2 separate regions of the Mus musculus genome follow, and region 1 is linked to region 2. A link is a contact called in ENCODE Hi-C data. All regions are on one chromosome and are shown on one strand. Each heading gives the region's core, a stretch centred on a gene start or an enhancer-like site at or near the end of the contact. The rest is flanking DNA. Distances are from core to core; before and after follow the strand shown. Region 1 holds the start of Dmac1 (distal membrane arm assembly complex 1). Region 2 holds the start of Kdm4c (lysine (K)-specific demethylase 4C).

The links. A loop is a pair of places that touch in the nucleus more often than their neighbours do.
Region 1: a map of T-helper 1 cell shows a loop between it and region 2 (5-fold over the local background). The contact joins the promoter of Dmac1 here to the promoter of Kdm4c in region 2. A Hi-C loop is called at or near these places in 2 of 37 maps with a recorded cell type or tissue (T-helper 1 cell and regulatory T cell).

The regions. Positions count from the first base shown.
Region 1 is chr4:75,274,418-75,279,798 of GRCm38, forward strand. Dmac1 (distal membrane arm assembly complex 1) reads right to left here and starts at 3,875. Exons shown (of 2, transcript NM_025849.4): 1 at 3,564-3,875; 2 at 2,934-3,352. The coding sequence starts at 3,834. The coding sequence ends at 3,288.
Region 2 is chr4:74,250,593-74,255,769 of GRCm38, forward strand. It overlaps Kdm4c (lysine (K)-specific demethylase 4C), which reads left to right and starts at 1,287. Exons shown (of 22, transcript NM_144787.2): 1 at 1,287-1,494.

The DNA of each region.
Region 1 (5,381 bases), core at 2,625-5,124, 1.0 Mb after region 2:
TATATATATATATATATATACAAAATTAGTAGATATTTTCTTTATTTACATTTCAAATGTTATCCCCTTTTCTAGTTTCCCTTCTGAAAACGTCCTATCCCCTCCCCCTGCTCACCAACCCACCCACTCCCGATTCCTAGCCCTAGCAGTCCCCTATACTGGGGCACAGAACCTTCACAGGAACAAGGACCTCTCCACCCACAGATGACCAACTAGGGCATCCTCTGCTAGACCATGAGTCTCACCATGTGTACTCTTTGGTTGGTTTAGTCCCAGGGAGCTCTGGGGGTACTGGTTAGTTCATATTGTTGTTTCTCCTATGGGGCTGCAAACTCCTTCAGCTCCTTGGGTCCTTTCTCTAGCTCCTTCATTGGAGACCATGTGCTCCATCCAATGGATATCTATGAGCATCCACTTCTGTATTTGTCAGGCACTGGCAGAGCCTCTCAGGAGACAGCTATATCAGGCTCCTGTCAGCAAACTCTTCTTGGCATCCATAATAGTGTCTTGTTTTAGTGGTTGTATATGGGATGGATCCCCAGGTGAGGCAGTCTCTGGATGGTCATTCCTTCAGTCTCTGCTCCAAACTTTTTCTCTGTAACTCCTTCCATGTATATCTTGTTCGCACTTCTAAGGATCGAAGTATCCACACTTTGGTCTTCCTTCTTGAGTTTCATGTCTTTTGCAAATTGTATCTTGGATATTCTGAGTTTCTGAGCTAATATCCATTTATCAGTGAGTGCATATCATGTGAGTTCTTTAGTGATTGGGTTACTTAGGATGATATCCTCCAGATCCATCCATTTGTCTAAGAATTTCATAAATTCATTGTTTTAATAGCTGAGTAGTACTCCATTGTGTAAATGTACCATATTTTCTGTATCCAATCCTCTGTTGAGGGACATCTGGGTTCTTTCCAACTTCTGGCTACTATAAATAAGGCTGCTAAGATGGAAACCACTGGTAAAGATATGAACTTAGCTGAAATGTCAATAAGTGATTAAGACTCTTAAAAACTCAGTTAATGAAACGGCTGTAGGGGTTGTGAGAATAATTTCCATTCTTGAAGTTCTCTTCTGGGTACAATGGAATCAAACAACATTGGAAAAGAGAAATATTTGATGTAAAAGACCATCAAATATAGTAAACTTCACTTCTATTTTGATAAACGGCTATAGTCACCCAGGTTTCAGTAACAACCACTCTAGGCAGTTAGCACTCAGCACTAGGACTGAAGACACTTCTCAGGAAAATAAAAAACAAAACCCCCAAATACATGTTGTGTTAAAGGTTGAGATGAATATAACCATTTTTATTAGTAACATTGTAGACTAGGGTATATATGTCAAATATACTCTAACTCAATTATGGTTTCTACTGTAGTGATAAAACATCATGACTACAGGCAGCCTGGGGAAAAAAGGGTTAATTTAGTTTTACAGCTTACAGTCTATTATCATGGAAGCCAATGTAGGAACTCAGGGCAGGAACCTGGAAGCAGGAACTGAAACTCTAACGTCAGAGAGTGTTGCTTACTGGGTTGCTGCCCTTAGCTTGCTCAGCTTTCTTTTTAATACTGTCCAGGACTACCGGTGAGGGGGTGGTACTATCCACAGTGGGCTGGGCCTTCCCACATAATCATTAATCAAGAAAATATCCCAGATTTGCCCATAAGCAATCTAAAAGGGGATTTTCTTTTTTAAATTGAAAACACTAGTGTCAGGTTGAGAAAAACCAAACAATAAATAAATAAATGGCACCATTACAGTCATTATAGACAATTTTCTGATATACTCAGAAACAAACAAAAAAACAAAATTCACTTCATTACTTTAAGATTTTTAAGATTCCTACCTATACTTATGCAAGTAGTCCTAATTAAACTCGGTGTATCATTAAAAAAAAAAAAAAGACAAGAGGGGAACTTATTGAAAGGAAGGGTTGCAGAGGTAGCTAAGCAGTTGAAAGAATAGCATGAGAGGTATGATCAAAATAATTCATATTCAATGTATAGAATTCAAGAATATTAAAGTAATAATTATTAAGTATTTTCTCTCTTGGTGATATAAATAAATGCAGATTTGGCACTCCTTCTTTGCAGATTCTTTAGTCTCCAAGACCAGGGCTGAGGATATTACAGTCAGGGCTAAGACACGAGGGTTTTATAGACCTCAGGAGATGGTGTGTTGGCCAGGAGCTGGGGCTGTGTCCATGTATGGAGGGTCAAAAGCTGGATATACTGGCGGGCACTTGAGTGGGCTGGCCATGTCAGAAAGGCAGGCTGCATCGGCTCCCAGATATGTAGAACTGGGTTTTGGGTGCTATTCTTTGTGAGTTTTCCCAGTGCATGCAGGGTTGGTAGAAGGAGGTAGATGGGGTTTCCCAGCTTGTATAGAGGTTCCAGCTGAACAATATTATCTGCTCAAAATAGTAGTCAAAACTTGTAAACTGGTACTGAACTTCATAGTCCTTTTCTGCTTTGAAGAACCACCTAAATAAACATGCTTGCAGAGAAGCCTCAGTATTAGTTGACAGTAAGCATACATTACTTTTATAACTTTTTAAAGCCCTTATAAACTCATCCTAAATATCTACGGAAAAAGCCATCAGCAGATTTTTCTTTTGGAATTTTTCTCAAATATTTTCATTTACATCTTTTATTACATACTGACATTTAATGTATAAAGGAACTCCTGGCTCTCTGAAACTAAGTCAGCTGTGAAAGACAGAACTAGGAAGAAAAATTTGCTCCATCACTGAACGGATGAGCCACTAAAGGACACCCAATGGCTAGGTCCAAGGCTTTCAGATGCAATAATATAATCAGGGGTGGACTTGAAGATAATTTGGAAAGTTTGAAAAACTCTCATGTACCTATTTAGGGTTAGGTTGCCAATAACTGTTGATATGTTTAGAAAAATTAAAAGAACTACTTATTATTTAAAAAATAGTTTATTTTGCTGTTGGTTTATCATTTATCCCATTTTAATATGTTCTCAAAAACGTTATCTTTCAGTATAAACTGAACAGCACATAACCTCCCTGGACAAGACAGAGAACCATGTTTGCTTCCAAGGGGTTTATTTGTCTCTTTATAATCTGAGAGGGGGTAAACCGTAAGCATCCATGGCCAAAGAATGACAGCTCATATCTTCACAATCTTCTCGGTATGTCCTTACAGTTAAGTACATCCTTGGCCGTGTGTGCAACGAATATCCACCAACCCAACGCTTGTTCTGTCTGCCCAGAAGCCAGTGATGATAGACAACAATGAACTGCTGGTATTTTCAAATAACTGGGTGGCTCTTCCCTTTGGGGTCTACCAGAACAACTACACCCCAACAGGCAATACCTGAAAAAAAGAACAAGAAAAAAAAGTGCCTTTTGTATATTACATTTTAGTTTACCCAGTGCTCTGCATAAAGCATTTTATTTAACCCTCTCATGGTTGAAGAAGAAAGGTCGATCATTCGGTAATCTTTCTTACAGGGCCGTGAGGGGAAAGGCGTCCCAGTAATCACCCACCCCACCCCACCCCTCACGCTGTCCCCGCTCCTGCTCACTGATGCCGATGACCATCTGCAGAACGGTGCCTGGGCCAGGTGGGATTCCTTGCTTCAGGGGCCGCCTGGCCACCAAATAGACGTAGGTGCCCGCCCCGAAGAGTGTAGAGCCCGACAGCACGCGACAACTCCAGCAGGTTTTTAACTCAGGGTCCCGGGCGGGGGAGGCCGGCACGGCGGATTTCGCGGGTGGGTTCGCGGGAACCGCTGTGGAAACAGTTGGGGGGGCAGGAGCGGAAAACTCGGTACTCCCCGAAAAAGAGGACCCCATGTCAGAAGAGTGCACAGCGAGCCGAGCCTTCACTTTGAAATGCTGTAAAATGCTGCCGGAAAGCAGCACGCTGACGTAAAAGCCGCCGCGCTTCTGGGAAATGTAGTTGCAGCAGGAGCCGGGCGGAACAGGGCGGAGCTGCAGCCGCCTCAGAGGCTTGTGTAATCCAGAAGTTCAAAAGTCAAGGCTGCCTCATCCCGGTGTGTTAGAAACTGTTTTATACTACTTTATGAAAGTATAGATTTCAGTCTTCTTAAAGAAAAACTGTGGATCTCTAAGCTTCCCGACTAACACAAACTAAGGTCCTGGCATGAAGTCTAATCAACAGAGATTATATTCTAAGTAATTGTATGTTCTTACCCAAGTGCTTACCTATTGCAATTCTGTGTATTCTGCCGTTTCTCAACATACTCGTTTCCTAGTACAAGATAGACCAGTAAAGGCTCAAAGTTTTCACATTGTACTTACTTTGAAAGAAATATACAGATATAATCAAGATATTAAAAATGTGTTTGAATTACCTGGATACTCTCTTTGTTTATTAAGGTTGTGCTCTCAATTGTGTCATATTTATGATTTTAATTCTCATAAAAAAAATTAGGTGCAAACTCAGGTTAATGACTTTTTTTTACACTTTTGCATTTTTATCCTGTCAGATGAGCTTTAAAGGGCCGAGGAGATGGTTCTGTGGTTAAAGTGCTTGCTCTGCGGGCAGGAAATGTAAGATAAGTTCAGATGCTCAGAACCCACAGAATGTTGAGTGGGTATGGCAGGGCATCTATAATTCTCAGTCAGAACAAGGAGATGAACTACAAGAGAAACAGTTTAGCTACATTAGCCACGATCTGAGTTCTGGATTCAGGTGGAGTGCTTGCCTTAACATATAACGTGAGAAGCATTCAAGAGAGACTCTAGACAGTAATCCCTGGTATCCAGAGGCAACTGGGACCATACACACATCTGTACCCACACATGCAAACACATATACATGCACAACACACACATGGAAAACAAAAGACTGCATCTTTCTGACTGTGTCTTTGCAAAACAACAGGTGTCACCAACTCCAGTCTCAGCTCGCTTTTCATTCTCTCTGCTTACAGTTGGCTATCTATTTCTTGTGCTTGCTGTTCTCAGGAGGATATTGGTAAAAACTAAATTCTTATGTAGCAGTTTCCTCTAAACTGACACCTTCTAACCTGAAGGGAGGCTCCTAAAGACCCAGGAATGAAAGGAAACATAGAAGGTTCAAAAAACAAATTCATCATTTCCTAAAAACAATATTCAACCCTAAGGTTATATACACAATAAAACTTGGGCAGAGGGGACTGTGACCTACAGAGTTGGCATCCAAATTGAGCAAAGTGCCCCAGAGATTCAGCTTTCATGAGTAACCCCCATACTGGGTCAGCCTTTCAGCAAAATAGTCACCCTTGGTTCAGGAAACAGCTCAGTAAATTTCCTGGTTCACTAAGCTAAGCTTAGAATTGTTTCAGTGCTAGTAGGTTGTCCACAAGTGCCCTGTCTGGGATTAGTAAATGTTTGTT
Region 2 (5,177 bases), core at 37-2,536:
AGATGCACTAGAAGAGGGCGTCAGATCTCATTACGGATGGTTGTGAGCTACCATGTGGTTGCTGGGATTTGAACTCAGGACCTTCAGAAGAGCAGTCGATGCTCTTTACCACTGAGCCATCTCTCTAGCCCCCAAGCGGTGTTTTTCCAGTCAAAGAAATATGGTGGTTAGATCTCATTATCTTTCAGTTAATTAACCATATCCCATCTGTCTTTACAGTGCTCCCCCTAAAAAAAAAAAAAAGAAATAAATTAAAAAAAACACATTTAAGTACATTTAAATAGTTATGTTGAGCTTTTTTTTTTTAAAGAGGTGATCAGTTTTTGAGACAGCATATCATGTAGCCCAGTCTAACTTCAGGTCTATGATGTGTTGAGAATGATCTTGAATTTCTAGTCCTCTGATCTCTGTTCCAAGTCCTGGGTTATAAGTATGCACCACATTCATTAGAAATCCTTGTTTTCTAACAACACGTAAAATGATGGTCCTGTGTGCTCACTTTTGTATATGCCTGGTCAGTAACTAGAAGAAATGCAACAAAAAAACCCAGATAGGAACTGTGGGACAGTAAAACCTGTTTAGCCTTTGCAAAACGCTTAGTGTTTAGGCACCTATCTGGAAGTAAGAGTTTGAGATCTGTGTGATTCCTCTGCGGTCTTGGAAGTCAGATTTACACAGACGTGTAGGAAGGTAACTCAATTCAGGATCCCTAATCAAGATTTCTCTAGTCTTTAAGTATTAGACCTTTTTGCTCAAGGGCAGGCTTGGTTGCTAGGAATTTGGGAACACTGCTCACTTGGGATCTCCGACTGAAGTAGGCTCAGAGGTGCAGCCCACTGGTTGGTGTACCGGCACAGGACAATGTCATCGTGAGTCTGGCCTTCCTGACCACCTCCACTCGAGGTAAAAATCAGCCAGCCGTTCTTGCACCGAGGGTTGCCATAGACTCGCACCGAGTCCCTGCAGGCGTGTTCGTGTACTATTTTATTTCAGGTCCAGCCCCTGTGGGAACCTAGTGAGTGATCCGACAAAGATCTGTTGCGCACCTGCTCCTTCTGCTTCGTCAGTGTTTTTCCTCCTTTGAGAAAGAAGAGGCGAGCTTGTCCCCAAGGCAAAAGGAAATACAGCACGGCAAGCGTAGACTAGGCAAGAGGCGGAAGTCTCGGCTTCAAGTCGGGCACCTTTAAGCAGTTTAGAGACCCACGTGACCCAGAGAGCGCCCGGCCCAGCGGTCACGTGGGGGCGCGTGCGCCACACGCAGGCAGAGGCAGCCCGCACAGCCTGCGCGCCCGCGCCGCCTCCCGCCCACCTCCGAGCCGGGAGGGAGGGGAGCGCGGCGGAGGGATTCCGTGGTGGCGCCCCGTGCGCGTGCGCAGCGAACAGCTGTCACCCAGTGCGGAACAAGTCTTCCAAAGATTCCCAAAACCCTCAGGGGAGGCCGCACTTTTCATCCCTTTCATTCGGGTGGCGTCTGGACCTCCGCCAGCGGCGCAGGTAACCTCTTCTTGGTCGGGACGGAGCGGGAAGGGTGGCGGCCTCGGTCCGGTCTTCGCAGGGCAGCACGGGCCTGGGCGCTCCGCGGTGCAAAGCAGTCAGCTGGGAGGGAGGAGGCGGCCCTGACAGTCCATTCTGGCCCTCGGGATTCGGGAGCTCGCTCGCCTGCCTCCCGGGAGCCGATCGGAGGTGCTGTTGCTCCGGACTGCCACGCCTGTGTGGTCTGGGGCGCCGACCGACCCCTCTGCGGCCGACTCCAGGAAGGCCGGGCCTGTGCGTCCTCCGAGCCTCCCTTGGGTCGGGATGTCCGGATCCGCGAGGTAGCAGGTAGCCCGACCCTCACTCGGGTTCGTTCTTGGCCCTAGCAGATGATCTTTCCCTTTTTCTTTCCTCCGTCTTGAGGCCATTTCTTTGTGCGGTTCCTGGGGGGAGCCATGATGCGGGGTAGACAGTGGGCGCTTAATAGATGCGACTTCGTTGCGGCATGTGAACTGCCAGGGAGAGAGGGCGTGTTGTGCGATGGGAATGCCAAGAAGGCAGGCGGTCTAGCTCGGGCTGGAAGTTGGTGTTCTCTGCTCAGCAGTGAAAGCAGCTGGACTCAGTTCTGAGGATTTTCTTGGGGACCCAGAAGGCAGCCGCCGGTGTGGCTGAGCCCGCAAGCTCGCACGTAGTCAGTCAGGTGCTCTGAGAGAAGACTTGGAAGACTTGACCAACTTTTTTTTTTTTTTTTTTTTTTAAATCTTGGACTCAGTACGGTCACTCACACTTGGTGATTTACCTAGTACTGCTTAGAAAGCTTACGTTAGAAATGAAGCAATTCGGAACCCGGGAGACGCTTTTGATAGGCTCGGTAAGCTTAGGTTAGCACCAATCTTTGCTGTATTTCACCCACTTGAGTTTTGCGTTTAAAAAGGGCGGAAGGGAGTGGAGCCTAACTCTTTCTATGGGAAAAGTTATTAGTATTCTAATTTAAAAGTGTGATGGTTAAAACTTTTGGTATTTTTGGTTGTTTTTTGAGTCAGGGTCTTATATGTAGTCCTGCCCAACTTAGAACTCTGTATGGTAGCTAACCTGGTGCTCCAGGAAATCCACCTGCCTCTGCATCACCAGTGCAGGGATTCCTGCTGGTCATATTTCTGCACTGCTACTGGTTATTTGTTCTCTAAAATTTACGGTCCGTTCCCACCGCCTGGAATATATAGCTCAAGTGGTAGGGCCAATGCTTAGTATCTGAACACCTTAAGTTCGGTCTCTAAGATTGAAAAAGAAAAAAAAAGAAAAAGGAAAAAAAAGTTCGTTTTTAAAATTTAAAAATTTTTTTTTACTATTGAGCATGTTCACTAATGTTTTCTTAAAGCTTGCTGGCCTGGTAACCTATCATGCTTTGTTTTGGAATGCACTGCCTAGTTAAGTAGTTTTAGGACCTCCTTCCCATTTTATTTTATTTTATTTATTCATTTATTTATTTATTTATTTATTTATTTGGTTTTTCGAGACAGGGTTTCTACCTTCCCATTTTAGTGTTTAGAGTTTACACATAATGTTTACAGTTCTCCACGAAATTGGTAATACAATAAAATTCAACGCTAAGGCTTGCTTTATGGTACTAAAAAACTTACTTAATTCCTCCCTCCCCCACCCCACTCTCTTTCCTTTCCTTTTGTCTTGAGACTGTCTCTTGTAGCCCACATAGATTGGTGAATTGGTGATCTTTGTCTCTACTTCTTGAGTGTTGGAATTACTTTGTTTGACTCAGACCTGGGGACTGAATTCAAGGCTTTGGCGCATGGTAGGCAAACTCTATACCAAGCTACATTTCCAGTCCTACATTCTGTAGCAAGGATTCTTACTGCTATACCCTTGATACCCGTTATTATTTACTAGATATTAAATGATAAAACAAGTACATTCTGTACTGTCATTAAGTTCAATATGTAATGCAGGTTTTTTAAAAAAATTCTCTTTGAAGCAGTAGTTCTGGCTGAGTGTTTAAGGCGATGGAATAGAAAAAATTGTCTCCTTTTTTTGTATGTTAATATTTCATGGTCCTGTAAATACCATTTTTTGTTTATTTATACTTGTTTCAAACAATAGATTTTGATCCTGATGTTTTCCCTCCACATACTCCTGTCAGATCCTCTCTCTACCTCTTTACATACTTCATTTTCTCTCTCAAACTCCCCACAAAACTCAACCAACCAACTAAAACTCAAAACACACACACACAAAAATCAGTTTCACAATTAAACAGAACAAAAAGTGTATATATACACACAGACACAGGCCCAGGCAAAGGGAGTGGGGGGGAGAGGAAGAGAAAGAGAAGGGGGGATAGAATATGAATATCTTTCGTCTTGGTCAACTAATTCTGGGCACCAGGGCCTGCCCTGGATAGAACTGACTTTTGCAGGTGGTATCAATTACAAATAGCTTCTTGGTTAGTGGTGGGACTACAGGTACACGTATCCCTCTTAGCTGAGACCTTATCTAGCTTGAAGCTGTACATATCTTTTTTTATGCTGCCACAGGCTCAATGAGTTCATATGTGCATTATTGTTGTGTCTGGAAGATGCCCTCTTTCTCTGGAGTCCTCCATTGCTATGGCCTTGTAGTCTTTCCACCTTCTTGGTCTTCAGTCCCTTGATCTGGGACTGGAGAAAAAAATTTTTTTTTTTTTTTTTTTGGTTTTTTCGAGACAGGGTTTCTCTCTGTAGCCCTGGCTGTCCTGGAACTCACTCTGTAGATCAGGCTGGCCTCAAACTCAGAAATCCGCCTGTCTCTGCCTTTCAAGTGCTGGGATTAAAGGCGTGCACCACCACGCCCGTTTGGGACTGGAGAAATTTGATGAAGATATCCCATTTAGACCTGAGTGCTCCAAAGTCTCTCATACTCTGCATATGGTGTAGCTGATGGTCTCTGTTTTAATTACTGTCTACTGCAAGATTCTGTGATGCTGGCTGAGTGAGGCTCTGATCTGTGGGTATAGCAGCATGCTAAGGGCAGTCATTTATTGCAGTGTCCTTAGCAAAGTAACAGGAGATGTTTTTCCTAGACCCATAGCCACTTAATCAGTGTCATGGATTCTGTCTCATGGTAAGTTCAATAAAAAAGTGGTTTTTTACTGCAGTAAATACCAGTATCCCTTGCAGGCAGGTCACTGTTGTAGGTTATAGGGTTTGTAGCTGGGTGATACTGATGATTAACCACCTTCTCTGGTATGGTATAAAGTGCCTTCCAGCACTGTTAAAGTTTCTATTCGGATACCAGCTCCATTTCTTCATGTTTGATGATATAAATAGGTGATATACGTCAGCATTAGGGCCTTATCATCTGGTTGTGGCAAGTAAACAATAGCTTATTACATTTTGCAGACATGCCTATGGGAGCCATTTGGCCAATGACTCAAAAAGATGTAACCCATTCCCATCATTGGGGGTTTGTGTCAGGTATCTAGCTGTGGTATTGCCTCCCTCAGTATGTGATGATTCCATTTAGATTACTTCCATAGATTATATGTTTTAGGAACGTGTAAAGTAGTAGGTTTCCATATGGTTTTCCAAAGGGCCTTTAGTGTACCTCCCCATATTTTTTCTTCTGCTCTGCCCTTCCATTTCCTTCTCCATTTGATCTTCCTATTATGTCTTTCCATTTGTCTCTCCATAACTATATTCTATTTTCCCTTC